3 separate regions of the Mus musculus genome follow, and regions 1 and 2 are each linked to region 3. The links are chromatin loops, found by intact Hi-C in ENCODE. Cell type or tissue: gastrocnemius. All regions are shown on one strand. Each heading gives the region's core, and the rest is flanking DNA. Links, peaks and the distances in the headings are about the cores only.

Region 1 (11,086 bases), core at 4,070-9,069, 88 kb after region 3:
GGGGTGGCTTGTTTGCATATGTGGGAGTGCTCATGTATGCACATACATGTGAAAGCCAGAGATCAGCCTCAGGTTTCTTTCACTGGGAGCCATCACTTGTTTTATTGAGACAAGTACCCAGGGACTTAGCACTTAGGTGAAGCTGACTGGCCAGAAAGCCCGGAACTTACCTGCTTCTGTTTCTGCCCCTCTAGTGTTATGAGTACAAGCATGTATTGCCAATACTTTTACATGAATTCTGTGTGTCAAACACAGTTTCTCGTGCATGCATGGCAAGCATTTTGTATACCATCTCCCTTGCCCTAGATCTCTTAAATGTTATTCATTATATCAAATATGATAGCATCATTTTGTTTGTTTCTCATATAACCAGTGGTGCATTGAACTAATGATGCTTTGAACTTACAGGCCCCTTTAGTTTTGCCTTTGCTAACACCTGACTCATCTCTAATGCATGTGAGTTTGATGGATTTTGGTTGATTGGTTTGTTTGAGATGGGGTCCTACGTATCTCAGGGTGGCCTTGAACTTTCTGTTTAGTTCAGATAACCTTGAAATTCTTGAGCCCCTGCCTCTTCTAACTGTCTTGTTGTTTGTTTTTTCATTATTGACTTTCAGTAAATTTGTTATGATTTTCCTTGTTTTATTTGAGTAGATCTTTCTCATGATATCTTAGGTTCTTGTTGTTAAAAACAACAACAACAACAAAACCTAAAAAACAAGCTGGGCACTTGGGAGGCAGAGGCAGATGGATTTCTGAGTTCGAGGACAGACAGGGCTACACAGAGAAATCCTGTCTCGGGAAAAAACAAAAACAAAAAAAAACAAGTTTATACTTTCATAAAAATTTGAATGGTTTTTTTATCCATAGTCTCAAGTCCATTTTTAGTGTGTTGTTAACTTTTTGGAAAAAGTCTCAGTAAGCTGTCCAAGCTAGCCTTGAACTTGACATCTCTCTGCCTCAGCCTAGGTAGTAGTATTGTTCATAGATTTGTGCATTTGAAGATTGTTGTTGTTCAGACACAGACACAGCCTGTGCTAGGCTACCTTCAAACGTATAACTCGAGGGTGCTGAGATTACACGTGTGAGCCTTTACACCTGACTGCACTGATTTTGGTTTTCTGGTTCAGGGTGATCTTGAATTTCCTGTGCTGGCTGCCAAGAATGACTGAACTCCTGATCCTTCAGTTTATCTCATGTCCATCAGTGTTTTGCCTGCATGTGTGTCTGTGTGAGGGTGTCAGATCCCCTGGAACTGGAGTTACAGACAGTTGTGAACTGACGTGTGGGTGCTGGAAATTAAACTGGGGACCTATGGAAGAACAGCCACTTAACCACTGAGCCATCTCTTCAGCCCTGCTTCAACTTCTAAGCAGTAGAATGAAAGGCACTGATCACCACACTCATGTGCCTTTATGTTTCTTTCTTTTGAGACAGGGTCTTAGTATGTAGCTCTGTCTAACCTAGAACTCAGTGGTATTAGACATTAGACATTAGAAGTAAGCATCAACATGCTTGAACCATGGCTGTAATATCAGTACATGGGAATGGGAGGCACAAGACTCTACCAAAAATATATATATGTATATATATCATATATATGTATATATATCACATATATGTATTATATAAAATATGAAATATAATTATATATAAAATATTTATGTTTATAAGTAAATAATATAAGTATATATAATTATTTTTCACAATAACATCTCCAGACACTTTTTCTAGCTTTATAGAAACACCAGTTGAAATTCCCAGTCCTCTTGAAACGCCTGCTGAACCTTCTGAACCTGAAAATACCTTGCAACCTGTGCTGGCTCTCATCCCACGAGAAAAGAAGGCCCCACGTCCTCCAAAGAAGAAATACCAGAGAGCTGGGCTGTATTCTGATGTTTACAAAACAATAGAGTAAGTAGTAGTGACTGTAAACTTATATTTTCTAATACCTGTTATCCATCCATAATTTTTAAAGATTTATTTATGTATTTATTTTATGTATATGAGTACACTACAGCTATATAGATGGTTGTGAGCCTTCATGTGGTTGTTGGGAATTGAATTTTTAGGACCTCTGCTCACTTCAGTCAGCCCCGCTTGCTCAGTCCTGTTTGCACTGGCCTAAATATGTTATTATAAATAGGTACACGCAGAAGAGGGCATCAGATCTCATTATGGGTAGTTGTGAGTCACCATGTAGTTGCTGGGATTTGAACTCAGAACCTTGGGAAAAGCAATCAGTGCTCTTACCCTGCTAAGCCATCTCGCCAGCCCTCCATATTTTTTTAAAAAGGTAAAAAATGAATCACATTTATATGTGCATTCACATATACACATATTATATATAATCTAATATACAGTATATATGTAATATATTTTATATGTATAGCACTCTCAGGTACCATTGTATTCTCTAGACTGATGATGCTGCACTAGGTTAGAAGGTTACAATTATCATTCTTAATGTTTAGCCTCCCCTAAGATCCATTCTGTAGTTTGTATTCTAATTATTCCTTTGCTGTTTAAAAGTAAGAAAGAATACCAGGTGTGATGCTGTTCACCTGTAATCCAAGCAGAGACAGGAAGATTGTCACTGTTCAAGGGCATCATTCTGTGCGTACCTGCCAGACTCCATAGGGAGACATTTCTCAGAAAGGGAAGGAAATTGAATAACACTGTCTGTTCAGATAAATGTATTTGGAGTTTTTTTGCTTACATAATTTGTCAAATAAACTTTCCTGCATTGTTTGAAGAACTTTATAAATCCTTGGTACAGCTTGATAAGCACTCCTTTGTTACTTCACTGCCATGGAGTCGAGCACTGGCAGTGTAGACCAGCCATCCAGCTCTGCCCTGAGATCACAGCTGTGTATCCTAATTAGGAAGCTTTGGGCTGGCTCTTGGTAAATACCTTAAGCTGAAAACCCAGGTCTGACTGATATCTAGTGCTTCATACCTGAATATTGTTGGGCTTGTCTATAATCCACTCAGGATCAGCAGAGCAAGCAGTGAGAGCCACCTCAAGTACATAGAGAGCTATACCTGCCTGACCTGTCTTTTAAGAAGGGGGGGCAGTAGGGAGGGAGGGAGGATGGTAATTTTTAAACACCAAGAGGTGTTCATGGTAAAGTTAAGAACTAGCCTTGTGTCAAAGGACTGGGATTGTAGGCATGGGCTGCCACAGCTGGCCTGAACTCAGTTTTCAGGATGTTTTTTAAGAAAAAAAAAAGTGAAACAGTCATTAAGACAATCAGGAGGTTCAGGAGTATTTTTAAAGTTTTCTTTAATACCATCACTCGAGAGGCATAGGCAGTTTGAAAAGTATAAAACTGAAAGATTAGACTTAAGAGCCCAAGGCTTGGTTACTGTCTTCATAGAGCACTTGTCCAGCACAGTCCTGCTCTTTCCAGTCTCTTTTTTTTTTTGACCCACGAAAATTTTCCCCAAGAAAAAGTTAGATGGCCCCATCTATATACACATACAATATATACACATACAATAGGTATCTGTGAGAAATGTGAAAATGCCAAGCTGAACCTTTCTCTGGGTAGTAAGAAAGTTTATTGGGGATCAAATCACAAAGACTGTCTCGGGAACAGAAAACAGCAACTGGGCAGCAAAGTCCTCGTGTTTTATAAGATAGTCGGCAAGGTGCAGGCTACTTTGATTAATTTAATTAATTAATTAATTAATTGAGCCCGAGATGGTCTTTACCTGAGGTAGATGACCGTTATGGGTAGGGGAGATAAGGAAGGTAGTGCTTTTCCTGGTAAGCAGGATTTTGAGACTCCCGAGGGATTATGTTTAGGCTTTTGTTCACAATATTGTCTCCAGCACTGCTATTTTATAAGCCCACTTTGAACCAAACAGTATATTAACCCAACATTTACTGATAATCATAAAGAAATTCACTTTAAAATTCTCTTCCATCCAGGTTGTTAGTGATGCTCACCTTTAATTCCAGCACTTCAGTGATGAAGGCAGGCAGATCTCTTGGTTCAAAGCCAGCCTGGTCTACAGAGTGAATTCCAGGACAGCCAGCTATTGCTATACAGAGAAATTCAGTCTTTAAACACACACACACAAATGAATCAGAGATGGCATAGTACTTAGCACTTTGTGATCCTGCAGAGGACTCCAGTTTCAGCGAATCCATTACCCGATTCTGGCCTCTACAAGCACCAACCATACACGTGACAACTGAACTCATACAAGCAAAACACATATAAAATAAACCCTTTTTTTTGTTTGTTTTCTTTTGTCTGATATGACTGTATGAGTGCAGGTGACCATGTGCATGTGTGGAGATGAGGCTGAGATGTGACTTCTCTTCTTCCACCATGGACTCCATGACTGCAGACCTTCTTACCTATACAGCCAGGGCTGTTATTAAACAAATAAGATAAAATCAGATCTGATAATCAAAATCTTTTTTTTTTTTTTAAATTTAGACAGTAGTAAAGAACCTCTCAGAGGGGATTTCCTGAATTTACAGTTTATTTATTTATTTTTATTTCTGTGTATTCACAGGTGCTTGCAGGTACCTGACAATACCTCAGAGGCCATAGATCCTCTCCAGCTGCAGATATTGGTTCTGGGGACTGAACCCAGGTTCTCTTTAGAGAAAACAGGCAATGCTATTAACTGCTGAGGTTTTGTTTGGTTTTGTTTTGGTTTTGTTTTTTGTTTTTTGGTCTTTCGAGACAGGGTTTCTCTGTCTCAACCCTGGCTGTCCTGGAACTCACTCTGTAGACCAGGCTGGCCTCAAACTCAGAAATCCACCTGCCTCTGCCTCCCGAGTGCTGAGACTAAAGGCTTGCGTCACCACTGCCCGGCTAACTGCTGAGGTTTTTAAGTATAGTTTTTAGATTAACGTTTTTCTTTGTACTCATTTATTGAAATGGGCTTGCACACATACATACTGAGGACAAAGGACAGTGTTGAAAAGTTGATTCTTTCAACAGTAGAGTTCCCAGGGCTCTATCTCAGATGGTCATTCTCTGTGGCAAGGGCTGTTAGCCATTGAGCCATCTTACCAGATTTCATTTATTGTCATTTGGCCTCAGGAAGAAATTTGATTGGCTTTGTTTCTTATTCATTTTCTCATCACAGCCCAAAGAGCCGATTAATCCAATTAAAGAAAGAAAAGTTGGAGTATACTCCAGGAGAGCACGAGTATGGGTTGTTCCCAGCGCCCATTCATGTTGGTGAGTAATCAGCCCGCAGCACTTACTGGTAAGAAGAGATTGTGCATTCTGAACTTAGGAAAGGACCTGTATTCTCTGTTGTGCTGGGTTCAAATTCTTCAAAATCTTGACAAGGATTATGGGGATTTAGTTCAGCTGGTAGAGTGTTTGCCTGACAAGAAGGAAGCCTGGATTGGATCCCCAGTACTGCAGGAACCAGGGGCAGGACTAGGCAAACAATGTCCATGTCATTTTGGCACTCAAAGGTGAAGGCAGGAAGCTCTGAAGCTCAGAGACATCCACAGCTACACAGTGATTTAGAGACGTCCAGGATTGATCTATACACCAATCCTGGTTTTCTTGTTTTTAAAATGTGTATTAGCTAAGTAATGGGCATTAGAACTTATTATTATTTTTTTAAACGTATGTGAGTTCACTCTCGATGTCTTCAGACACACCAGAACAGGGTTTTGGATCCCATTAAAGATGGCTATGAGCCACCATGTGGTTGCTGGGAATTGAACTCAGAACCTCTGCAAGAGTAGCCAGTGCTCTTAACCTCTGAGGCTTCTCTCCACACACACCCCATACCTCCAAATGAGAATCTTAAGTAGGTTCTCATGGGACACATTTTGAACTGAAATTGATCAAAGACATTCTTTAGAGGGGTCTTACTTTTTATTGTTTGTTTATTTATTTGGGAGTTTTATTTTTGTTATTTTAAGATGAAGTCTTAGCTGAGCAGTGGTGGCCCATGTGTTATCATCCCAGCACTCAGGAGGCACAGGCAGGTGAGTTAAAGGCCAGCCTGGTCTACATAGCAAGTTCCAATATAGCCAGAGCTACACAGAGAAACTCCGTCTCAAGAAAAAAAAAAGATAAAGTCTTATATAATTTAGACCAGCTTCAACTTCATATAACCTTGAACTCCTCTTCCCCCTGACTTTGTCTCCAAATTCTGGTGTATATAAGTGTGCACACCACACTCAGCCTTCATCTCAGTTTTTAGAAATTAATTGCTATCTATGGCTTCAAGGAAAAGATCTGTAATCAAGGAAAGGAATACAGATGGTCTTAGTTTCTTTTTCTGCTGCTGTGAAAAGTATCCTAGGAAAGGCAGCACAAGAAGAAAGGGTTCATAGGCTCACGGTCTTTCCTGGGGTCCGTCCACCAGTACCAGGATATCAGGGCAGCAGGAGCTTGGAGCCACTGATCACATTGTTCCATAGTACCAGTGCTTGTAGTTGCTCAGCTTGCTTGCAATCGTTTTATAGTCTAGGATCCTTTGCTTAGGAATTAGTCCCACCCACAATTAAGGTTGGTCTTCTCACATTAAAGTTGTATAATCAAGACAATCCCAATGGCCCAATCCCATTGAAAAATGAAATGAAAATGAATGTTGATATCATAACTCTATCACTTGTCACCTTGGTATTTTACACACATCATTTTTAAACTATCTCTTGTTCATTGGCTTATTACCATATTATAATATAAAATACATTCAATCCAACTTTAGAAGACCATGAAGTTTTTAAAACTTTTAGCACATTAAAAGTCAGTTTCAAGCTAGGCAGTGGTGGCTCCATGCCTTTAATCCCAGTACTTGGGAGGCAGAGGCAGGCAGATTTCTGAGTTCGAGGCTAGCCTGGTCTACAGAGTGAGTTCCAGGACAGCCAGGGCTATACAGAGAAACCCTGTCTTGAAAAAAAAAAAAAACCTAAAAAATAAAAATAAATAAATAAAAGTCAGTTTCTAGTCAGGAATGGCGCATGCCTTTTATTCTAGCTGTTGGGAAGAAGAGGCAAGTGGGTATCTGTGAAGTCAAAGCCAGCGAGTGCTATATAGTGTAACTTCATCTCAAAAAAGAAAAGAATAAAGTCAGTTTCTTTACCTATGAATTAAAAAAAAAAAAACAGTTTACATATTTCCAACATTAACAGCACATTCCTGTTTTAAGAGGAAAGAATTTAAGCATAACAAGGAACAATCAAACAAGCAAATAAAATCTAGCAGAGTAAAAACTAAGTCTTATAACTCCTTATCTGTCATTTGGGGCTCATGGGCAGAGCCAACTCCTCATCTTTACTATAGCACCTATTGGGATTCTTTTCTAGACTAGCTCCGTTCCATGCCCACTCCTCTGCATACTGAATATTCCATGGTCCAGGTATTTCCAATTTTCCTGGAACCTCCATTTCAATTTAGGCTTTGCCTTCACAGCTTGAAGCACTGGCCCTCCAGTGCCCCCTTGCAAGAATGCCAACCCTACTGCACATTCCCTGGCCACAGCTACTCTCTGAAATCACACAGAAAACTCCATGACTCCTTAAGTCTTTCTTACTTTCTTACCAGCAAATTGACAACAGTGCATAAGTCTTCTAGCTACTTGACATCTCGCCTGGCCCCCTTGTGCCAGCTTTTGTCAGCTTTTATGTGCCATCCTTAGGTACCTGCTTTTTGTTTAAGTTTGGTTGTTGTTGTTATTATTATGTCTGAGAATTTTTTTCTACACTTGTCTGTGCACTCAGTGAATGACCTATAAAGGCCAGAAGATGTCAGATTTCCCTAGTACTAAGGCAGCTACAGATGATTGTGAGCTACCATGTGATTGCTGAGAATCGAACTAGGGTCTTCTGCCAGTGGTCTCAACCACTAAGACATCAGTTTTTTGCTGCATTTCAACATATATATGTCCTGTGGGTGCGGGCATGCATGTGTGTGCTGTGTATGTTTGTGTGAAGGAAGTTCATCCTACAGCATGTATATGGAGGTCAAAGGATAACTTTGTCAAGTTGGTTATCTCTTTCCACATTTATATTAGCTCCAGGGATCAAACTCTGGTCATCGAGTTTACACAACAAGTACTTAGACCTATATAAGCCATCTTACCTGCTCTGGGCCAATGCTTTGGAGGAGGACAAGGAATTCCTTCAGCAGTTGTCTGTTTCATTGTAGGCAGCCTTCCTTCAAATGAGCTCGCATCTTCTCAAGATGTAGCCTCTGGGCAGGTGCATTTTACCCTCAGGACACCTCCTGTTGTCCCAGTGCAACTGCACAGCTTCCCACAGTGGTGCCATACTCTGGACCAATTGTAGTTGCTTGAGAAACACCAGCCTGAATTCCCTCCTGTCTTGAAATTTCCTCTGCCAAGCAGTTTATTCTACTATTTAACTCAACTTTTTCAGATTCTCAGATTAGAAAGAATTAAGGCAGATTCTTGACGGAACATTACATAAATGGTCCTTTTCTTATGGATTCCTTGATCCACTCTTAAACCTTATGAACTAGGCCTCTACTTAAAACTTTCTCTCAGTATTCTGTCTTCAAAGTTCCCACCTGAATAAGTAAACTCTGCTCCAGCATGCCAGGGCTCGTCTACAGTCCAGCCAGATAGTAGTTCTAATGTCTGAGAACCACACCATCGGGGATATCACAGTAGCTGCCCCTCTCAAGTACCAGGGTTTTTGTGGTTTTGATTTTTTGTTTTGTTGTTTTTCACTGAGTTTCAAAAGTGATTGGTTGGCCATTTCTGGCTCTTTAACTGTTCATAGTTTCCCCTTACTTTCCTTTTCCCTCCACAGCAGCAGTTTGCAACTTCTGGGTCTCAGCTCATTTGAGGGTCACATATCAGATATTCCACATATCAGATATTTATGTTATGAGCCATAATAGTAGCAAAATTATAGTTAAGAAGTAGCAATGAAACAATTTTATAGTTGGGGTCACCACAACATGAGAAACTGTATTACAGGTCTCAGCATCAGGAAGTGTGAGAACCACTGCTCTACAGTCTATAACAGTAGTAATATCTACTGTATTCGGCCCTGCAAAGAAGTCTACAGTACCTTTTATTGCAACGTATAGGTAATCCTTTCAAATGAACGATATCCTTATTTACTATAGTGAAGATTTGACCTACAAGCTCTTCACGAGGACAATCACATCTCCGTTTTTTACTTTTAATTATTTACTTATATTCTGTGTATGCCTATGTGGGTTTATGTGAGCCACTTGTATAAGGTGCCTGTGGAAATCAAAGATTATCAGATCTCCTGAAACTTATAGAAGATTTTATAACACCTGATAATGGTGCTTGGAGCCAAACCTGCATCTTCTGGAAGAACAATAAGTGTTCTTAACTGCTGAGCCATCTTTATCTCCCAAACAGTGATAGTCTATGACCATTGTTTTTCCTTTGTTTTGAGGTAGGGACTCACACTGCAGTTCTGGTTGTCCTGGAATTCAGTAGGAATCTGACTGCCTCTGCCTCCGAAGAGCTGAGATTAAAAGGCTTGTGTACCACAACCATTGCTAATTTAAGATACTTCCCCTCACCTCTAGTCCTTGAACATCTAGGGCTTCACTGTCTGACTCCATTTCAGCTGAGCCATCACTGCTCTGCTTTCCATCTCATTCTGAGAGCAATTGTACTCTGTTCTGGCTACTGAAGGCTTTGCCACCTGCGTAAACGTTGAACACTTGTTGCAAGCGCAAGAATTCAGTCCTCAAGCTTGGTGAGGTAGCCATCATCTAGTTCATAGCCTAATTTTTTTTAACTTGATTTATTTAAAATATGAATGCTCTGCTGCATATACATCCTCAGGCCAGAAGAGGGCATCAGATCCCATTATGGATGGTTGTGAGCCACCATGTGGTTGCTGGGAATTAAACTCAGGACCTCTGGAAGAGTAGTTAGTGCTCTTAACCGCTGAGCCATCTCTCCAGCCCAGTACATTTCTTTAGATTCTTGGAAGCAAATCATTGGAGCGCAGTCAGAGCTCTTGACTGCTGAGCCCCTCATCTCCTAATTTTTAATGGCTCAGTTCATACTCAGTTGTGGTGAAAGGTCTTTCATGTAGGTAATTTTAGCACTGACAGTCACACAGACCTTTTTTTTTTTTCTCAGTTGTCATCATTGCATGCATTAGACAAAGAGGAATGTGAGTATTGCTAGGAATGCCTCGAGTCAGTCCTGGTATCTTGATCCTAGGAAAATGTTAGATGGGACCTGTGATCAGAGTTCTGGTTTGAAGGTCAATTGGCATACATGTGAATGAATCCTTACCTATAAGGAAAAACTTTTTCTTAAAGAAGTTCAAAACCTTTCTGTTTAATCTTTGTATTTTCTAGAGAAAACATGTATTGCAGGCAAAAAATAGAATAAACTGTTCTCATAAAAAGTTTGTTCTCTGTGTCTCAAAAAAAAAAAAAAAAAAAAAAAAAAAAACAGACAAACAAAAGAGTAATACCACGCATGGTGGCTCTTGCCCTTAATCCCAGCAGTGTATGCGGTTCAAAGCCAACCTGGTCTACATAGTAAGTTCCTGTACAGTCAGGAATACATACAGGAACAAGACTCAGTTCCCTTCTCTAAGGATCAGTCTAGACTATTACATTTGTTTTCTTTCAGTATTAAGAGTCTGCAGAAGCTGGGTGGTGGTGGTGGTAGTGCACATCTTTAATCCCAGCACTCAGGAGGTAGAGGCATAAAGATCTCTGTGAGTTTCAGGACAGCCAGGACTACACAAGAGGAACTCTGTCTCCAAAAGAAAAAAAGAGAGAGAAAGGAAGGAAAAAAAAGAAGTGAAAAAAGAAAATAATAGTTCAAGGTGCAGGAAAATGTTACTAGCATCTTAAATCTATTTATATATACTTTTTCCCTACCTTGAGTAGCCTGGCCTCAAACTCAAGGAGCTCTGCCTGCCCCTGCCTCTGCCTCCTCAGTGCTGTGACTAAAGTGGGGTGTTTGTGTCTATATGTGAGTATATTACGTGTTCAGCAGCCAGAAAGGGATGTCAGATTCTCTGAAGCTGGAGTTACATATAATTGTATGGGTGCTCAGATCCAAGTTCAGGAGCTTTAGAGACTAGTATGCAGTCTTAAGCCTGAGCCCT
Region 2 (11,086 bases), core at 3,088-8,087, 73 kb after region 3:
ACGAACTGGAAGATGGGTTGGTAGTTAGAGCTCCGCTGCTCACCAGCTTCAGCGGTCCTGACTCCCTCTTCTGGCTCCATGGGCAACTGTATGAACATGCGATACACATATATATAAGTCAAAATAAAGATTTAATTAATAAAGTTAAAAGCTGGTTTGTTTGTTTGGTTTTGTTTTTGTTTTTTTACATATAATCCTAGCATTCAAGAGGCAGAGGCAAGGCAGATTAGTCATTAGTTAGTTCAAGACCAGTTTGATTTGCATAGTGAATTCTGAGCTGGCGGAGGCTTCCAAGCACAACCTTGTCTCAAAAGGCTGAGAAGCAAACATAAAGAGACAAAGTAATTTAGATTACGAAGTGACCAAATTTTTGTCTGTGTGTGCTGTGTTGTCTCTTTTAGTGAATGGAGTTCCTTCCAGAAGTCCCAGATTGGTTGCTTCTATGGATGATTCTGTAGACAGTCTGTTGCAGCGGATAGTACATCACGATGAGCAAGAGTCCATGGAGAAAAACGGTGATGCTTCCATTACAACTGTGTCTGCACCACCTTCTTCCAGTCCAGGCCATAGCTACAGCAAGGAGCGAGCCTTAGGTAAATCAGACAGCCTTCTAGTGCCTGCAGTCCCGAATGACTCTTGCAGTAATATCCCACTTCTTTCTGAAAAGTCAGCAAGTAGGTGTTCCCCCCATCACATCAAGAGAAGTGTAGTTGAAGCTATGCAACGCCAAGCTCGGAAAATGTGCAATTATGACAAAATCTTGGCCACCAAGAAAAACCTGGACCATGTTAATAAAATTTTAAAAGCCAAAAAACTTCAAAGGCAGGCCAGGACAGGAAACAATTTTGTGAAACGCAGACCAGGTCGACCTCGGAAATGCCCCCTCCAAGCAGTGGTGTCAATGCAAGCCTTCCAGGCCGCCCAGTTTGTCAGCCCGGAATTGAATGAAGGCGAAGACATGTCCCTGCACCTAAGTCCAGACACAGTCACTGATGTGATCGAGGCTGTGGTTCAGAGTGTGAACCTCACTTCAGAACATAAGAAGGGGGTGAAGAGGAAAAATTGGCTGTTAGAAGAACAGACTAGGAAAAAGCAGAAGACAGTACCAGAGGAAGAAGAGCAAGAAAACAATAAAAGGTAATATCTTTCTTAAAATATTATGATCTGAATAACAGTAGTTAACGTCTTTATTTTATGACTTATTTTTCTTGTGTGAGCGCATGCATGCTATGGCAGGTGTAGGGTAACCCCAAGGACAACTCATGGGGCCTCTGCCAGCTTGTGGGTCCCAGCATCAAACTCGGCCCATTGGGCTTGGCAGCAAGCATCTTTCCTGGTGACCTATCTCCCTAACCCCAGCCTGAGTGTCTCTGAACTGTAATTTATTTATGTAGCCAAATCTTAAAACCTGGTTTTTACGATGGGAAGACGGTTTGGGTGAGGTACTTGGGCATGCCAGTGACTCCAGGCTGAAAGGGAGTGATCTGGAGTTGGAAGGACAATCTAAGCTGTACTAACAGTGTATCGTAAGCCACCTGATAAAGGTGGCCAAAAAGCAAACATACATGCATGCATGCATACATACATACATACATACATACATACATACATACATATGTACATACACACACACATATAGTAAAAGAACTTAAAGATTCAAAATACAAAACTCCTTTTAGGAAATGAATTTAAAAGTCTGCTGTGACACAGGGCCAAAGAAAAAAAAGAAAAGAAAAATTTTTGAGGCATTTTCTTCGTAGCCTGACTGGCCTAGAATGTAAACTAGCTTTGCTCTCATAAATGTCAGCCTAAGATGTGAGTATGTGCCACTATACCCAGCTTCAATCCATTGATCAGTTCCTCCATCCCTTCTTTCCTGTCCTCCCCTCCTCCATTCTCACACTCACTGTGGGGGGTGGGGGTGTTATTTTGTTTTCTGCTCTACAGTTTGGATATTGTTGAGACAGGATCTAATAACTCCATGTACCCCCTTTTGCCTCCTAACCCCCTAAAACCTAACATCCTGCTTTCTGTTTTATGATTTTTGGCTACTCTTAAGTCCTGCTTATTACTGAAATCATATAGTATATGTCTATTTGTGGCTGGTTTATTTCACTGAATACGGTGTGCTCAAAGGGAGTTGCTACAGAGCCTCCGTAAAGACTCTTGGGTCTGTTTCCTTTTCTGAGTCCTGACTTTTCCACTCGTTTTCTTTTGTATAATGCCAGAGCCTAAAAATATGTTTTCTCTGGTACAGTCCACTCCTCTGAATCTGCCTTGCTTTTGACATGAATTGGGCATAACTTAAAAAGGCCTGGCTTGCTTTCCTCCTCTTCTCCATCTCCTTTCTCCAGGCAGCTGTGGAAATGTGTGGCTTAGCTGCCCTGCAAGTTTTCTCTTTTCTTTTTAACATTTTTGGAAAATTTTTCTTTAGTCAGTTATTATGGCATAGGCTTTTCATCTCAGCACTCAGGAGGTAGAAACAAGAGGGATCTCTGAGTTTAAGCCAGGCTGGTAGATATAGCTAGTGCCAGGGAAGCTAGGACTACAGAGAGACCCTTGTCTCAGGATTAATAAATTGGTTAGTTGTTGAGGTTTGGTCTTTGACTGTGTAGTGTAATGCTAACTGTGGGCCCCCTAGACCTGGTTGCCCCCAAGTTATTTCCGATTGGTATATAAAGATGCCAGCATCTAGTACATGATCTGGTTTTAGGGTTCCCAGGCTGGCTGGGCTGGAGGAAATCACGGGGAGGGAGGAGATAAGGAGGAAGAAAAAGTTGCCATGGTTAGGAGTTGTAAAAACATGGCTCTGAAATTAAGAGCAGCCCAGATGAAACATAGTAAATAATAACTCAGGGTTATTGATAAAAAAGAGACTTTAATAGCATAAAGGGTAGATATCGGCCCAGCTCTCGTGTAAGGCTTTTTGTAAATATAAAGGTTGTATGTGTCTTTTTTTTTTTGGTTTTTCGAAACAGGGTTTCTCTGTATAGCCCTGGCTGTCCTGGAACTCACTTTGTAGACCAGGCTGGCCTCGAACTCAGAAATCCGCCTGCCTCTGCCTCCCAAGTGCTGGAATTAAAGGCGTGTGCCACCACCACCCAGCTTGTATATATATGTCTTTTATCCACTCAAAGTTGGGGTAGAAACCCCAGTTTGGGATTAAAAATTCTAAAATAATTAGTAAATTAACGATTTTTTATATGTATGAGTATTTGCCTACATGTATGGCTGTGCAGCATTTGTATGCTGGTGTTCACAGAGACCAAAAGAATGTATCAGATCCCCTGGAAGTAGAGTCCCATTCATGCATGAGTGCTGAGACTTCGACCTAGGCCCTCTAGAAGCAGCCAGTGCTCTTCACCACTGAGCTTCTCTTTAGTTTCTGAATGTTTCTTTTTATGTCCAGGAAGGTCATTATTTCATAAAATATCAAAACAACAACTGTGAAAGGAAAAAAGAGTTGGTTCTCTCCTTCCATCATGTGGGTTCTAGGAACTGAACTCAAGGCAGCTTGGCAGCAACTACCTTTCCTCACTAAACCATATCCCTAGTCTCATAGTTTATTTTTGTTTGGTTCATGTTTGGTTTGTTTGTTGGGAGGGTGGGAGGTTGTGGTTGGGGTAAGTTTTTGGTTTTGGTATTTGTTTTTGTGACAGGGTCTCACTACATATCCCAATCTGGTCTGGAACCTGATATGTAGATCAATGTGACCTACAATTTACAGAGATCTGGCTACCTCTGCTGGGATTAAAGGGAATGTACCACAATGCCTGGATTGACAATTTCTGGATGTACAATTTTTTTCCTTTAAAAATTTTAAATTAGATGTATGCATTTCATCTGTGAGTGCTTTGCCTGCCTATATGTATGTGCCACTACATGCAGGCTTGGTATCCTTGGAGGTCAGACAAGTTCCCTTAGAAATGGAATTAAAGCGGGTTAAACCACCATTTGTCTGAAAGAAATTGGTTCCTCTCTGAGAACAAGTGCTCTTAACCACTGAGCCATCTCTCCATCCCCAAATTTAACTCATGGTTGTTGGTGTTTTTGTTGTTGTTGTTGTTTTCATGGATGTTTTGTCTGAATGTATCTATGTGTACCACATATATGCCTGATACTCATGGAGGCCAGAAAATGTCAGATCTCATGGGGCTGGAGCTAAAAACAGTTGTAAACTGCCCTGTGAGTTACAGGAATCATCAAATGTGGGACCTTTAGAAAAATAGCCAGACCTTTTAACTTCTGAGCTGTTTCTCCAGCTCCTGAAAAATTGTCTGATACTTATAAGGTCTGTTTTATTTTCCAAGAGATTTAAAGGTAACATGAAAGGGGAGTAGTGTTTGTGTGTGTGTGTGTGTGTGTGTGTGTGTGTGTGTGTGTGTGTATTTTCTATCATGTGTGTGTGTTGAACATAGTAGCCCTAAGAAGGTAGCAGATGACTTGGACTTAGAGTTAGATAGTTGGAAGCTACCATATGGATTCTATTGCTGGAAAGTCGAACCTTTGTCATCTGGAAGAACAGCACGTGCTCTTCCCCCAATGAGCCATGTTTCCAGCCCCTAAGTGTTTTTGTTTTATGAAATCTCAAAAGCAGCAACCATAAGAGTAAACATTGTTATTCTGGATTGTAAGTTTGGATTTCTATATACCAAAAAGCATCCTGACAAGTAAAACATAACTCCACTATGGTAGGGTGTATTTACAAGACATGCTGTTCATAATTTACTGGTATCCAGAATAGATAAAGAGAGAAAACAGTTGGTCTATGGATGTAATCTCACACTCATGATGTACACAGGAGGATTTTTGGGGTTTTGTTGTTGTTTTAATTACCTGTGTCACTATGTACATTTGAATATAGGTACCCACAGAGGCCAGAAGAGAGTGTCGGCTGCCTTCGGCTGAACTTAGAATCAGTTGTGAGTTGCTTGACATGTTACTGAGAACTGAATTCAGATCTTCTAAAAAGCTGTTTGAACTCTAAACTGCTGAGCCATTTTTACAACTGAGTATGAGAACTATTGCAAGTTGTAATGAGAGTTCAGGCAGAGTTACAAAGCAAGACTGCATCGTAAAGCCAAAAAATACAACCTAAGAAACAAGACATGGCTATGCTCAAAAGTTTGAGATTAGCCTCACCTGTATAATAAGTTCAGAGTTAGCCTGTAGTGCATGGGGGAAACACCCACACTCAGGTCCTGTAGCTCAGCTGAAGGAGGTTTGCCTAACATGGGTTAGATCTCTAGCACCACATAAAACTGGCATGATGGTGTAGTCTTGTAAATTCCAGCTCTAAGAAGGGCTATGCAGGAAGATCCAGAATGTTAGATCATCCTTGGATGTGTAGCAAGGTCAAGACCAGTGTGATCTGAGAAAACAAAAAGCAAGCACGCAAACAACAATAACAAAACCCCAAAACTTAGAAGGGATGTATTTCAATGATAGAGCTCTTAAGTTTCATGCTACAGACCCTGTGTTCAATCCCCAGGCCCCCTTCACTCCAGAATAAGACAGTTCTCAGACCTTGATGTCCTCACATAGCAGAGTCACTATATTACTTACAATTGGATGTTAGAGCAGGACTGGAATCAGTTTGGCTCTACATGATGAAGAAAAGATAACAATCCAGTCCATAGTGTTAGGGCCAAGTCAAAGACCAACAAGGTTACTTAAAATATCCATCCTAGGGCTGGAGCAAGTGGGGCCAGAGCAAGCGGGGCGGGAGGTGGGGGGTGTGGAAAAAAACCCGTCCTGGACCTCACAGCTAATTTAATGGCATTCCAGATACAGGCATTTGTCTTTGATTCTGTTGTTTTATTTGTTTGTCTTCATAGGCAGGGTCTCACTGCATTGTTTGATTTGACTTTGACCTTGCTTTCATAGTATTGACAGGCCTTGAATTCACCATCCTTTCTGCCTTAGCCTCTAGCATCTATTTTCCTTTCCTTTCTTTTTATTGCTTTTGTTTTTTGCTGGGGTTGTTTCAGATTTTCTTTTATTTTTGCATTTCTTTTTAGTTTTAGATGATGGGTCTTCACACATGCTAAGTACCTACTCTTCTTCTGAGTTACATCCTCCATTCGGACATGTTCATTGCTAACAAACTCCAAACAGATTTGATGTATATGTTCCATGAGCAACACTTGAAATATTACTACTATGAAGAATTCATATATGTCACATGATATCAGAAAACATTTGCTTTGTTTTATATATATATATATATATATATATATATATATATATATATATATATATACACACACACATACATACACACACACACACACACACACACATCATGTGGTTGCTGGGAATTTGAATTCAGGACCTCTGCTCACTCTGGTCTGCCCCACTCCACTTGCTCCAGCCCTGCTCAGCCCGGCCTAAAGATTTATTTATTACTATATTTACACTGTAGCTATCTTCAGACACTCCAGAAGAGGGCATCAGATCTCATTACAGATGGTTGTGAGCCACCATGTGGTTGCTGGGATTTGAACTCAGGACCTTCAGAAGAGCAGTCAGTGCTCTTAACCTTTGAGCCATCTCTCCAGCCCCAAAACATTTGTTTTTTTTTAGGCAGGAGAATGAAATGTAGTCACATGAAAACATTTGGATTGTAAGGGTAGCAGTTAAAACAATCCCTTCTAACATAATGAGATGAATCCTGTATATGCACAACTTGTTTAACATTTGAAATAAATGTACAGTAATAGGTTAAAGAAGAAAATTATATTAATAGATATAGGAACATCATTTGACAAAATATAAATTGTATTTACAACTTTAAAAAAGGGGGTTAAGTAGCTATTACTCAAGCTCTGGGGCATCCAGTGTTTATGCATTTGCAGGCACATTATTTAAAAGTAAAATATTTTTAGTGAAAAATCAACTCTACAGCAAAGCTGGAAATGGTGACCCAACCCTGTAATCCCAGCACCGTAACAGGTACTGTTCTGAGTTCTGGGCCAACCTGAGCTTCAGAATGAGACTCTGTCTCAAAAAAAAAAAAAAGTCTAGTAATAGAGACTGAGGACATGGCCCCTGGGTCTGGGAACTGAGTTCAGATCCCACAAGACCCACATAAATTCTAGATAGACATGACAGCCCACCTGTATTTCCAGTCACAGAGGTGGAGACAAGGGATCCTAGGAGCAAGCTGGCGAGCTCTAGTCACCATTTCATCGTTTTGTGGGTTAGATTGAGAGTTTATCAGATAAGGTAGAAAAGCAATTGAGCATGATTCATCCTGTCTCCCTCGAAACCCTGATCTGCACGCACACACTCCCATTCTCATGCTTGTACACATACACCACACACACACACACACACACACACACACACACACACACACATATAAAAGGAAGAGGAGTTACACAAGTCAAACTTTGTTGGTGGTTGGAAAGCTAAATACTATTCAGATGTCATAACTTTCTAATGTTCTATATAGATTTGGGGAACTATCCATCAAAGTCCCAATGACACTTTATAAAAATAGAAAAGTGTAGCTTGGTTGGTAGGCTGTTCTTATAATCCCAGACTTCAAGAAGCTGAGGCAAGTGTATTGCTATGCGTTCCAGGCCACCTTGGAGTATAGAGTGACACCCTGTTTCATATGGATGGATGGATGGATGGATGGATGGATGGATGGATGGATGGATGGATGGATGGATGAGCGAGCAAACAACAAAATCAACATGGCAGTGAACATACCTTCCAAAACATTTGAGATAAACTATTTGGTCAGTTACTATAAAGGATTTCTAAAACTCAGTAAGATAAAGAAAACACAGGGAATTGACCAAGAAACTGTATAGACATTTTCTCAGAGAGTATATAAAAATATACACTCAGTATAAATAATAAACTCATAAAGAAGTCCTAGTACTCTGTAGCCATTATAATTCATAGTAAGGATAAGGGATGGAAAAATAAAGGAGAATTTATGAACTATATGGAGATACCCTAGGTGTCTACTCAAGAAGTAGAGTGACCTTAAATACCAGTATTTATAATGCATTTTAACATTAGACAAAGGCAAACACCAAAGTTTATCTGTAGATAAGTGGTAGTTTTACATCTAATGACTTACTATTTGGCCTTAACAATAAGACTTTTTAGAAAACTACTTCTGTTGTATGTTGTACACATGGGCTTATCCTGTCAGAGTAGTCACAAGTCCTAGGGCAACTCTGCGTTGTCATTTCCCTTTCTGGAGATCAAACTTAGGTGTCAGGCTTGCATAGCTGGTGATTTACCTCCTGAGCCATCTTGCTGTAGTGCTTTCAATATGCTTGGCCCAGGGAATGGCACTATTAGGAGGTGTGGTCTAATAGTGTGTGGAGGAAGTATGTCACTGTAGATACGGGCAATGAGACCCTCCTCCAGCACCATGCCTGCCTAGATACTACCATGTTTTCTGCCATAATAATAATGGACTGACCCACAGTACTGTAAGCCAGCCTCAATGAAACGTTGTCTGATATAGAAGTTGCTGTGATCATGGTGTCTCTTCACATCAGTGAATCCCTAACTAAAACACTGGTCCTAGATAAACTTTTAAAAAGATGAAATACAAGTGAAATAAGCTGAACGATCCCAAGCATTCCATGTAGCACCTGTGTTGTAGATGTTGTAGTGTTCATGACTGGGCTCCATAACTCTCTACTTTGATCAGTTGTGGGTTTCTGTAATGTTTGGTTGCAAAGAGAACTTGTCTTGGTGGCAGGTGAGAGTTACACTTACATGGGGATATGAAGTAGAAACTTAAGAGTTCTTTGTAAGGTCGGTTGTGTTGGATGGTGTTTTGCTGGGACAAACACGTGAAGGAATGTTTTCCTGAAGTGGACACAGGTAAGAAGCTAAGACAGACTTTGAACAAAGCAGACAGAGGGAAAAAGGATGTTCTGCTAAAGCAAGCATATAAAAGGACACGTGATGAAGGATTCTTTGTTAACAACACACGTTTTGATCTTCCTTACACTGTGTAGTTGAGCTCCTTTTGTTGGGACTCCATAGAGAGAAACACTATAAAACTTCTGGTGGTGGGCTGGAGAGATGGCTCAGTGGTTAAGAGCACCGACTGTTCTTCCAGAGGTCCTGAGTTTGATTCCCAGCAAACACATGGTGGCTCACAGCCATCTGTAATGGGATCTGATGCCCTCTTCTGGTGTGTCTGAAGACAGTGTACTCATATACAGAATATGTATAAATCTTTAAGAAAAAAAAAATCCAACTTTTGGTGGTGTGCTGCGGTTTCTTGCCTCTTCTGTTTCTGCTGCTGATAGCTGAACTGCCGATTTCTAAACAACAGATGGGAGTTGTTCCAAAGAACCTTTCTAAACAGGTCCACTTTCCCCATACCTTTTTTTCCCCCACTACCTTTGGTGGGCCTCAAAGGAGGTTAAAGTGTTTAAAAACCACTATTAAATATATGTTTTGAATTATATTACAGGTATAGGGTAAATAGTTAAAGTGTAGATAGGGATTCTGCTGGTTTAGTAAAGCAGCAGTTGTAGAATTTCCTCCAAGAACCTTACTTAATTATCCCTGGATAATAGGCTAATACTCATCCAGTGCCAGACATGATTTCCTAGATCTTACAGGGTCTCATAAGAGAGCTGTTGGTTACCACCAAGATAAGTGTGCCACGCTTGTACCCTCATGGTTGTGCTAGATTGGTTGTCAACGTGGCTCACAGGCATCAGAGCTGGTTGATTGCTTCCCTCCTTTGGAAGCTTGCATGGTTGTCTGATCCCAACATGGAAAGAGGAAGGAAGGACGGACGGGAGGGAGATACTAATATGGAAGAGGAGTACAAAATTGCTTTAACTTTAAAGCAATTCTCTTAAGTAACTAAGATTTTTATTTTAAAAATCTTGCAGATCATGTATCAAAAGTAACAGAGCCAAAGTCTGTATGTTTCAGTGAGCCTTCTGTTTACTAGAGTAGCTATGTTTTACACTTTTGTTTTTTTGGAGAGGGGTGGAGAAGTGGTAACCCTGGCTGTCCTGGAACTCACTTTGTAGATCAGACTGGCTTTGAGCTCACAGAGATCTATCTGCCTCTGTTTCCCAAGTTCTAGGATTAAATAAAGACGTGTGCCACCACTGCTCTGTGGATTTTTCCACTTTTGCTATCAAGTATATTTTTATGTACTTATCAACCATCACCCCTCCCCCAAAACACTGAAACTAAAAAAGTTAAGTTTATATCTTCTTTCATAACTCAGTTGTCCATGACCTCCCTTCAGCCCTTTTTCCTCCAAGTATTCACCATTTTTCTTCTCTGAATACTGTAGCACATGTACATTTGTATACATATAAACTTATATGGTTTATGATTCTCATATGAGGAAGAACATCATCTTAATATTGTACATTCTAATAACATGCAATTTTAAAATCATACAGTAATTACACTTTTCTTTAATGCTTAATAATATACCATTTTATATATGTACCAGTTTTTTGTTTTTTGTTTTTTGTTTTGGTTTTTTGAGACAGGGTTTCTCTGTGTAGCCCTGGCTGTCCTGGAACTCACTTTGTAGACCAGGCTGGCCTCGAACTCGGAAATCCGCCTGCCTCTGCTTCCCGAGTGCTGGGATTAAAGGCGTGCGCCACCACGCCCGGCTTGTGTACCAGTTTTTCCTTATCCATTTATTTGCTATCGGCCAGCATTGGAAAGAGCAGCAATAAGCATGGAATGCAGTGTCTTGGGCTTTTCTTCAGTTGGAGGGAGACTTGTGGCTCCAGTTCTATGTCACTACTTGTAATGAGTGCCTTTAAATTACTTATCTGTACTTAATTGTGATGGAAAGAAATGCATTTAGAAATTCTTTTGTTTCTTTTCAGTTACCTAGCTTTTTACGTTATAAGATTTATTTATTTATTTTTTGTTTAGCAGTGTCTTAATATGTAGCCCTTGCTGTCCTTTAACTCACTCTGTAGACCATGCTAGCCTTGAACTCACAGAGATTGGCCTACCTCTCTCCCAAGAACTGGGATTAAAGGCATGCCACTGCGCCTGGCCAGATCATAAATTTTCATAGTAATCTCTAATAACATTCTTTATTTTATTG
Region 3 (11,086 bases), core at 3,697-8,696:
CTTAAGTGGCTAACAAAAGATAAATCCTAAACGTGGTGCCTACGAGTCCTTAGGTGATTTTTGATTTTCAGAAATGTCAAAGCCTCCACACCCCCCATCAGCCCTTTCCCCACCATCGGAGCCCTGCACTCTGGGATCCCCTGCTCCATGTGTGTTGGAGTACCTGCATCATGTACCGAGGAGGCAGGCCGTGAGGAAACACTGTCTTCAGATCCTGGAGGGGGATGCTGTAGTGCTGACCCTCATGCTGCTCCCCATGCTTAGCCTGGAAACACACACGAGCAGGAACAAGCGGTCACGAGTGATTACACTGACAAGAAGCTAGGCTGGGTGTGGTTATATACTGCCTATTATCCCAGCACACAAACGCTGAAGCAGGAGAATTATCTTGCATCGCAAGCCAGCCTAGGCTATAAAGTCCTTGCATCAATAAACAAACAAACAAAATAAAAATCCCATTAAGTCTAAAGACATACAGCTAACCACCACCACCAACCACCACCACCACACAGAGCAGACACTCCCTGCAGAGGCCACAGCTTGGGCAAACAGTTACATCTGCTAGTGGGGAAAGGGTTCCTTTTTGTGATATGGTCTTGCTGTGTAGCTCAGGCTGGCTTGGATCTTCTGACAGTCTTCCTGCTGTAACTTTCAGACTGCTGAGATTACACATGTGTGCCAGCAGGCCAGGTTTTTCATTTAAAACACTGGGTGTTTGGATAGCAAGACAGTTTTCATGAGTAAACATAACTTTTGCCAACCTTGACAACCTGAGTTCAAAATACAGGACCCACATGGTAGAACGAGATAAATTTCCAAAACTTGTCCTTTGATCTCCACATAACACAGGCAGAAATCCACAACAAATATACATCTAACAAAGTGCTGGCAACCCCAAACCAGGGGCCTGATGAAAAGTAGTTGTTCAGAAATAACTGCTGATGGGGACAAAGTTTTTGCCACCTGGATTCTTTTAAGCTATGAAGAGAGATGCTCCAGACATGTGGCAAGAGCTGCATGATGCTGTTTCCATGGAAACTCCAGAGGACTTCCTTAATTTATTTCATTTTGCATTCATGAGACCAGGTGACTGTTAAGGACAAACGTTAAACCCGCCCGGCTGAGATGATTTCTTGGTGGAGGGCATCTGCATCTCTTTACATGTCTACACAGCCACAGTATGGCCACATCAAGATGGAAAGAATGAGTTTCGGACAGCATGGAAAAAAGGCTCATGAAGCTCTTCTTTCACATTAAAGAAGCACAGAGACCACACAACTGATTTTATTTCTAGGAGACAGAACCAGCACTGGGCATGGGGGAAAAGTACCCAGCCTGTCAAAGTTTAAAGTCACAGGAGGAACAGTCCTGCCAACAAGACACCAGTTAAGTCGCTCAGAAAGGAAGAGTGTGGTGTCACACCTTTGACTATTGGAAAACAGTGCTGGGATTGAAGGCATGCACCACCACTCGTGACAAACCTGAATACTCGTCAAGGCTATCCCACAAGCTTATCTTTCCCAGGCCCCAGATGTTTGTTTACAGCAGGGCTGCAGAACCAGGAACTGTGAAGGGTGCTCTTAAGCCAGAAGTCTAAAATATGGAGCAAGTGCTCATTTGAGGAATGCTTAGCCCCAGCTAAAAGACATAACTCCTGAGAAACTTATCTCAGAAGGAACTGAATGTAGTCAATTTGTTTGTCTGTTTTGAAAAGGAATCTATCTACAAAGCCTGGTTGCTGTGGGACTCACTATGTAGACCAGGTTGGCCTTGAACTCAGAGACGCATCTGCTTTTGCTGGGATGAAAGGTGTGCACCATACCAGCTTTATTTTAGCTAATTTTTAATTCAGCAAGATTCACTAGGTGAATTCATTATTAAGATCACATTAGAAGGAAATTGGACTAACTTTGTACTTTATATTTTTACAGCACCACAGAGCAACAAGGGAAGGTGCGAGTTAAGAATGCTAGCCCAGGTGTCTCACCTACCTGAGCGTATGTATGGTGCAGGAGATTTGATCACACTGTGAACCCCAGGACTGTGTTAGTTAATGAAAAAAACCTGTTTTTAGTTGTGGTATAGCTCAGCCTTAGCACACAACTTTAATGCAAGAGCTTTCTGCTTGAATATTATAAACAGGATTAAATAAAGTCAACCCCAGGTCAAGAGGTACACCAAGCAGCCAGCTGACAGGGAGGGACACAGGATTATTAAGAACTAATAGAGAGGACGAGGGAGTCAGGAGGATGGGTAGAGAGACACCACAGGAAGTAGAAGGGAGGGACATTTGGCTTGAAAGAGTTTTTGAGACTGCATGAGAGACAGGCATTGCTTCTGGGATGTTAGCTGAAGAGGTAGGTCAGCTGGGTGCTTCCTCTGTCTCTCTGGGCTAGCAGGCTTTCACTCCAGCATCTGGCTTCTCAGACTTCATTGGTAAAAATCAAACAATTGAGATTTGTTAAAAACAATATATAAGCCGGGCATTGGTGGCGCACGCCTTTAATTCCAGCACTTGGGAGGCAGAGGCAGGTGGATTTCTGAGTTCGAAGCCAGCCTGGTCTACAGAGTGAGTGCCAGGGCTACAAGGAAAAAGCCTGTCTCGAAAAACCAAAACAAACAAAACAAAACAAAAAAAACCCAACAACAAAAGACCAATATATAAAAACCAGTATCCTGACATGTAAAAGGAGTAATATGGCAACACAAATTATAATCTCTGAAACCCACGCACATCAGCAACTTACCGGGTCACTGTCACTGGTGCGGGAAACAGTTCTGGGACGCTCAGCTGGAACCTGACTGTTCTGAGTCGCTTGAACACTCATGTGCAAAAAACACCTCGGGTCCAACTACAAAAGAAAATGTTTCAGTGTTCTGGAATCATCTGGTTTTTCAATGCTTGTTGTAACACTGAGGTCTCAAGCTATGACTCTATCAGGAAATCATGACACTAAACTATGTTTTAGTTTTATATAGAACGGATCTTTACTAAATCCAGTCACACCTTTTAGCTTCTGGATCTGTTTTAGCATGTATACTGCTACGCTAGGGCTCTGTCTTACAATGGAAACCAACCGGTCAGCGCAGCCTCTGCTGAGCTAACTGCTCACGGCACTCCTGTCTCCACTTCCCAAGCACTGAGGCTAACGTGTCAGCTGAACCTTCTCTCTCAGCCATACTTGTGTTTTTCTGAGCTGAGGTCTTGGTTAGTTGTCCAGGCTGGCCTTGAATTCTGGGCTCAGTGAATCTCTTGTCTCCACATTTGAGTAGCTGGAAACACAGGGCAGGTGAACCCATGTGCAGGGTAGGAAATGTGTTTAATCCACGTCCCACTGCTATACAGGGTTCCTAACAGCACAGGAGCCTCCACTGTGAGGGTCAGTGCAATACGCTTCAGCATGGCTGGCGATAAATGGTTGCTTCGTGCTCACAGGCTGGATGGGTCTGGCTGCCTCTAATCTGCCTCCAGAAAGAGTGCTGGGAGTAAAGGAGACGTTATGAGCACCCTGTGACCACTCTCCCCATCCCTTAGACTGTGTCAGGGTCTGACTTGTGTCTAGCCTTGAAGATCTGGTTGCTTCTCCTCATAGTGCTGAGTGTAACATGCCTGGCCTTGCTAGCTATGACCGGCACAGTAAGAATCTGTCATTAGGGACATGTAATGAGGGAGCATGTAAAGTGTCCAGCTAGGAGGAACTAGTTAACCATACTTAGAAACTTCTGGAATGGGGGTGGGAGATTCAAATGACATTTCAGGAGATAAATATGAGAAAAATACTAAGAAAATTTCTCAAATTAGCAGGGCACAAGGGTGCATGTCTATGATCCTGGCACTCGGTAGGAGCAGGGGGCCAAGTCTAGCTTGGGCTCTATGAGATGCTTCCTAAAGGAATAACTCCCTCAATCAAGCTTAAAGACAGTAAGCCTTCACAGAAGACTCCAGCGTAGGGCAGAAATTCAAGAGAACAGAAGAGGGAGCTGCAAGCAAGGAGAGCTTCGCAGGGCAGCAGTGTCCTCCACGGCACACTGGGCTCCAGATGCCAGCCAATACAAAACCTCTCTGCCCCAAACTGGCTGTGGTCTGTGTGCTTAATCACCATGAGAAACCCTAACTAACACGATATCCAAGACTGACTCTAAAATCTCTACTCTTTCCATTACCTTTTGTTTTCATTAAAAATCACTTTTTATTTTATTTTTTAGACAGGGACTTACCCCCTAGCTGACCCAGAACTCACTGTGCAGACCAGGCTAGCCTTGAATTCACAGAAATCCACCTGTCTCTACCCCAACATAAAATGTTTTAAAAAATACATTTATTTGTGCTTGTTTGTATGGATGTGCACATGCCAATGTATACATGTGGAAACCAAAGAATAACTGGGAAAGGTCCTGTTTCTATCATCTTGTAGGTCCTGACGACAACAGGGAAGGTCCTCTCCTCTCTATCATATCATGGTTCCCAAGGACAACAGGAAGGGCCTCTCTCTATCATCTTGTGGATGACCATGCTTGGCACCGCATTCTGTAACCCTATGAGCCACTTTGCCAACCCTTTTTTTCATACCTTACATTAACTTTCTCATATTTCTTTATCAATTAATGCTATATGTGGTATGAGGGGCACAGCCTGGGGAAGTGTGGGGGAAGCAGAGGACAACCTGTGGAAGTGAGGCTTGCTTTCCTTCCATCACGCGAGCTGGAACAGAGTCTAGGTGGTAGTCTTGGCAGCAAGGATCTTCACTCGCTTGACCATTTGCCAACCCTCTTCGAGAACTTACTTAGTGCATACGCCTGGGAGCACACTAGCATGCCTGTGCACACACGGCCAGAAGACAGTGTTGGGCCATTGAGGTACTGACTCTTCCTGGACCTAGGGTTGGGAGGGTGGGTGGGCGCATCCACCTGTCTGGATGCTGACAGTTCCAGTGATTCTCCTCTCTCACAGATGGAACTGTGGTCGCACATGAGATCCCAGCTTCTAATGTGGGTGCTGAGATCCGAGTCTGGTCCTGATGCTTGTGAAGCAACTGCTCTCAGCCACCTGGCCATCTCTCAGCCTTTCATATTACTGTGTGCTTGGTGTTTGCATGCACTCATGCATGTGTGGAGGCTCCAAGCATCCTCCCAAGTGCACACCAAGTCTGAAATATTAGTGGCAGATTTTAATATAAGCCAACAGTGTAAAGAAATAGGTTGCCATAATTTTTAGAATATAACTCAAATTTATAGCAGAGGCAGGTTTATCTCCCAAACAATTCAAATAGTCCTCTAACCCACTGCTAGGGGATTACAGCTGGCTACAGAGCCAGGAGTGGGAATACTGTCAGTTGTTGAAAATGAAAACCAGCTGAGAATGGCTATTAAGCTCCATCCTCTCTTGCTGTGGCAGCCTAGATTACATAATAGCTTGTCTCAAGCCAAAGGAATGAAAGATAAAGAAGAGAGGAAGCTGGAGAGATGACCTAACTCTTCCAGAAGATCCAGGTTCAATGCCCGACACCCATGTGCAGCTCACAACTGTCTGTAACTACAGTTCAAAGTGCTCCAACACACTCTTTTGGCCTGTGCAGGCATCAGGAACACATGGAATATGCAGACACCCAGGAAGGCAAAACCCCATACAGATTAAACACAAAGCAAAATATAAGGAGGGAAGAAGGAAGCAAGTAGCCGCAGCCCCCACCATATCCAAGGACCCCGCTGATAGCTGAGGATGGGCTTCCGTCTCTATCCAGCTCCTGCTCTCGCCAGCAAAGCCAGGATACTAAACATACCAAAGACAAAGGAAGAGCTGCTCTCAGGACAGCACCTGAGTAATACACCCGAGTACCAGGAGAAGGCGCCAGCCCTTTCCATCTACCATCGGCCGGCCTTGTTGTTCTGAGACAAGATCTCACCATTTAGCCCTGGCTGTCCTGGCACTTGTTATATAGATCAGGCTGGCCTTAATTTTCAAAATCCCTTCCTCAGCATTTCAAGCACCTGGATTTCATCAGGTATGTGCCACCACATCTGCCACATCTCGGGACGTCTCAGGAGTAAAGGTGCTTGTTATGTACTCTTGGTGAACTGGGTCACCATGAAGCCATGTGAAAGCTGAAGAAATAATTCCCACACCTGCACCCTCCACATGCTCATACTCAGGAAGACAGTTTCTCTTTTCTTTCTTTTTTCCACAAAGGGTTTCTCTGTGTAGCCCTGGCTGTCCTGGAACTCACTCTGTAGACCAGGCTGGCCTCGAACTCAGAAATCTGCCTGCCTCTGCCTCCCAAGTGCTGGGATTAAAGGCATGTGCCACCACGCCCGGCTAGGAATACATTTTTTTAAAGTAAGAAAACTAGGTGCTGGCTTGGGTGCTGGCTCAGTTGTTGAGAGTATCGGCTGTCTTCCAGAAGACCCTGGTTTATTCTTAGTACCCACATGGCAGCTCACAATAATGAGTAACTCCAGTCCCAGGTATCTACGCCCTCTTCAGGCCTCCAGTGGCAATAGGAATGCACACAGTGCACAAATAGGCACAGGCAACCACCACACATGTAAATAAAATTAACTAAAAATACTCAATGGCCACAAGGTGGTGCTATTTCTACAGTATTCTGATGACCTCAGGTTTTGTTTTGTTTCCTTCAGTAAATAAAAAACAAAATGGATTCCTTATGTCTTAAAGTGTTATAAATGGAACTAAGCAGCTAGTCTGAGTTCTAGGATAAACGGCTCTATGTAGAATTCCCTCAGCTTAGTTCCACAGTGAACATAATGCAGTCCCTCAAACACTACCCATGAGCTACGCAGGGTCATCCTGAGCCAAACTGAAAACATATACACTAAGAAACTATACATTCTAATTTTATGTGAATGGATATTTTGCCTGCACGTAAGGTTGTGCACCACAAGTGTGCCCTCAGAGGCCAACCTGGAACTTAGAGTTACAGATGGTTGTGAGCCACCAAGTCAGTGGTGGGGATCAATCACAGACCTTCTGAAAGAGGAGCCAGTGCTCCTCACCATGAGCCAACTCTATAACTACACACCCATTCTGGACACAAGGTCTCACTATGGAACCCTGGCTGACCTGGAACTCACTATGGCCTTAAATTCAGGGATTTGCTGTCTCTGCCTGCTGAGATTAAATGCACGAGCCATCACACCTGGCCCTTATTTTTATATGTATAACTTTTATGCCTGTATGTACGGAAGAGACCAGAAGGGAGCACTGGACCACCAAGAACTAAAGTTACATGTGGTTATGAGCCCTCATGGGTGCTAGAAACCAAACTTAAATCATCTGCAAGAGCAGCCAGTGCTCGTAGACACCAAGCCAATATTCCTTCTTGCCCCAATATTGGCTTTTATTTCTTTTGTTAACATTTTGTTTTGCTTTGACTCGCTGAAATGCACAGAGGCCTTTTATAAATCTCAGCGTAGGGGTAAAAGGAAAAGGAAAGAGCAGGCCCCTCCCCCAATCCCACACTGGACAGGGGATGCTCCGCGCCTAAGAACCCTTCTTGGAATCCTAGGATCCGTTGCAAGCGGCCCTTTCTTCTTCAGTTCTTACCCTCCAGACTTAGGCCTGTAGGATTTCCTGTTCTCAGCAAACCCAGGCCTGGTGATTGTCATAGGTGCTGCCTTCCTACCACGCAGTCAGAGTGGTCATTTTCTCCTGACCTTGGAACTGCGTGCCTCTGGAGAACATGGCCACCACATGGACACTGGTTAGGTCACCAGTCAGCATCTCCGTAGTAAAGTTTTACAATTTCAATTTTCACAGTAGGTTACTTATCCATTCTAATCTCTAGTTTCTGCAACTTTAAAGCAAGGACAGTGCACTGTCACGAGGAGCCAAGGCGCTAAAGCACGCTTGGGAGCGGTGGTGTGTACCTTTGCACCCACCATTCGGGAGACAAAGGCAGATGCATTTCCTTTGAGTTCCAGGCCAGCTGGGGCTACACAGTGAGATTCTGTTTTAAAAAAGCAAATATGAACAAACAAATGAAACAACTACTATTTGGTAAATAATTAAAAAGACTAAAACAAACCAGTAGTATAAGACCTTTGCTCACTTTGAGGGAGGGTTTCTCTATGTAGCCCTGGCCAGCCTTGATCCTTGTATCTCAGTCTCCCAAGTGCTTTGATTATCGACAGGACTGTGATACTATGCCCAATTCACTATGGTCTTATTCTTTAATTGTACAGGTTTGCCTCATTGTATGTGCGTGTGTGTGTTAGTTGTGTGGAGGCCAGAAAAACCTGCCAGATTCCGCTAGACCTGGGGTTACAAGTGTCTATGGAAGGCTCTGCTTGTTCCATGGATGCTGGGAATTCCAATTATGGTCCTTAGGTTTGTTCAGAATGCACTCTGAACTTATGAGTTGTCTCTCTAGCCCCTTACCTTTTGTGAGGGGTGGGGGTGATGTGGTGTGAAGAGCTGTGGGCAGAGTCTCATGTAGATCAGGTTAGATTCAAATGTGCTGTATAGCTGAAGATGACCTTGAGTTTCCGATCCTCCTGCCGCTACCTCCAAAGCCTGCACTCCTGATCAGTACCGCTGCTGCCATGTTCAGTTTATGTGGCACTGGAAAGCTAACCCAGGATTTCCTGAGTCCAGTCAGGGTTTTATGGAGCTTTATCCCAAGCCCAGATGAAGGTCTTACCTTGTCCTCCCTCCTTTGTGTGTGTCATGGAAGTGTGTGTTCATGCGTGCACATGTGGTGGCTGCTAGAGGCTGATGTCCAGTGTGTTCCCTGACTGCTTTCTGCCTTACTTATTCAGTGGACCTGCAGCTTACCAATTCGGCTAGGCTAGCCAGCTAATCAACTTCAGGGGTCTACTTACACCCAGCCTACCAGCTCTGGTGTTTCAGCCCATGCCAGCTTTCATTAGAGTGCTGCACAGGCCCTCACGTTTGAGTGGCATTACCTCCTGACTAACTCGCCACCTTCCCACCCTCCTCACGCAGTCCATTCTCTAAACAATTTTAGTCTCTTATCAAAAGTGCCATGTCTAAATAGCCAGCTAGCTCAAAGTTACCAGTTTGTAAAAACGCCACCTCCTCCTCACACATTACCTCAGGCTTACTATCTCTGCCTGTTGCTTAGGCAGACTCTCACTTGGCAGGCCAAGCTGGCCTTGAACTCCCAGTCATCTTGCCGTAGTCTTCTGAGAATTTTTTTTGTCTTGTTTTGTTTTTTTCCGAGACAGGGTTTCACTGTATAGTCCTGACTGGCCTGGAACTCACTTTGTAGACCAGGTTGGCCTCGAACTCAGAAACCCACCTGCCTCTGCTTCCCGAGTGCTGGGATTAAAGGCGCGGGCACCACGCCAGGCTTGAGAATTTTACCTGAAAGTAAAGCAGTTTGTGGGAACTCACCTTCTGGACCCTGGAGAAAAGCCTTGTTATTCCTGTCAGCATGGTCTTTGCTCTCTTAAAAAAAGACAAAGAGAAAAAAAGGTAAGCCACTATTTAATAAAAATGTAAGTAATATAAAAATCTGATACTGTCTAGATATATGAAAATCATCTATGAATCAACAAACTGGGCAAAAGACAAGAAAAACCATTTCACTTAGGAAACATTATGGCAGGAAGTTTAACCTCACCCCAAGTCATGAAAATGAAATTAAAGCCTTCATAATGAGATGCCAATGAAGAAATGCCACAATAGTTGTAAATCCAAATGTATTGGAAAATCAGTCTTTACAAAGTTGAAGACATATGAATATGCAGCTATTCCATTCCTTCATATTTACTCTAGAAAACTACATATGCATATACACTGGAAAATATAAGAATGTTTATAGCAGAGGAGTGTGAGTTATTTGAAAATTGTAAAAACAAACAAACAAACCTAAAGTAAAATATCCACTGACCCATAGAAATAGCAGGAAAGAAGCTATAATGAAAGGATCAATGTCGAAGATATAGACTGGCCAGGCAAGGTAGTGCACATCTTTAATCCCAGTAGTTCAGAAGCAGAGGCAAGTGGGTCTCTCTGAGTTCGAGGCCAGCCTGATCAAACAAATGAAGTGAGTTCCAGGGCAACCAGGGCTACACAGAGATACCCTGTCTCAAACATACAAAAATTATTACTGAGTGAAAATTATTATGTCTCCTGTTAAATAAAACTAAATTTCAAAACCATGTACCGAGTAGGTGGATGCAGGAAGATCAGAATTTCAAGGCCATCTTCAGCTATATAGTTTAGGGCCAGCCTGGAATAAATAACATTCTGCCCAAGAAAACAAAACACAAGCAACCTCTGAAACGCCCGCCACTCACTGTCTGCAGGACACACACACATGGCAAAACTGGACTGGAAAGGCAAGCGAGTGCTAAGAGTAAGCCCTGAAACACCAGTGACACTCAGGGAACCTCTGGGAGCTGGCAGTCCAACATGAGTATTTATTTTATTATTCCTTTGGGGTTTTGTTTGCTTGTTTTTTTGAGACAGTCTTACTATGTAGCCCTAGCTGATAGGGAACTACATAGACCATGCTGGTCTTGAACTTGTACAGATCCTTCAAACTCTGTCTCCTGCTTCTTGGGATTGTTGGTGAGAGCAATCACACTAACAGATGGGCCTTTCTCTTCTGCTGGTGTAATAAAACACTCTGACAAAAGCACTGCGGAGACAGGGTTTAAACTGCTCTTGGGTTCCAGAGACATACAATCCATCATGGAGCACAAAGGGAGGAGATAGGGCAATAGACAGTGGAAGAAATAGGAGCCTTCTTTCTGGTCACACTGTACCTACACTCAGGGGCCATCTTTGGGTAATCTACTTCCTCCAGTGAGCCTCCACCTCCTAAAAGTCCCCCCCACCCCAAAATCAGCACCATCACCTGAGGAGCGAGTGTTCAAACAGGTGAGCCTCTGGGCCGCCGTCCCTAATCAGACCGTATTACACTGGTTATCATTTCATACCATGAGGGCTATTATTATCTTTATACCACATGCTAAATTTATCATTTTTTGTATGGTGGAAATATTTAATTAGAAAACTCTACTCTTTTGGTAGTGAAAAGAAATTTAAAATAAAGTATTTCCTCAAGATCTCATCAGAAACAGGGTATAGTGGCTCATG

Evidence for each region. Hi-C counts contacts between places; a loop is a spot of excess contacts. Peaks named below come from ENCODE experiments on the same cell type or tissue, not always from the same donor. Only the 100,000 strongest peaks of a DNase experiment are listed, where the experiment ranks them.
Region 1: a loop joins it to region 3, with 4 times the contacts of the local background. A loop is called at or near these places in 20 of 42 quality-filtered maps.
Region 2: it touches region 3 in a loop (2.5-fold over the local background); 7 of 42 quality-filtered maps call a loop at or near these places.

The regions. Positions count from the first base shown.
Region 1 is chr3:89,021,297-89,032,382 of GRCm38, forward strand. Ash1l (ASH1 like histone lysine methyltransferase) reads left to right here. Exons shown (of 27, transcript NM_138679.5): 5 at 1,735-1,914; 6 at 5,116-5,210. Among named protein-coding and RNA genes, the nearest start is that of Gm24403, 22 kb to the right of the region's middle. In gastrocnemius, for the core only: no CTCF peak of the experiment used is centred there; no DNase peak of the experiment used is centred there.
Region 2 is chr3:89,006,741-89,017,826 of GRCm38, forward strand. Ash1l (ASH1 like histone lysine methyltransferase) reads left to right here. Exons shown (of 27, transcript NM_138679.5): 4 at 402-1,137. Among named protein-coding and RNA genes, the nearest start is that of Gm24403, 37 kb to the right of the region's middle. In gastrocnemius, for the core only: no CTCF peak of the experiment used is centred there; no DNase peak of the experiment used is centred there.
Region 3 is chr3:88,933,402-88,944,487 of GRCm38, forward strand. Dap3 (death associated protein 3) reads right to left here. Exons shown (of 13, transcript NM_022994.3): 2 at 9,374-9,427; 3 at 2,748-2,852; 4 at 164-265. Among named protein-coding and RNA genes, the nearest start is that of Dap3, 11 kb to the right of the region's middle. In gastrocnemius, for the core only: a CTCF peak has its summit at 6,576 (motif pointing right); no DNase peak of the experiment used is centred there; H3K27ac peaks cover 302 bases.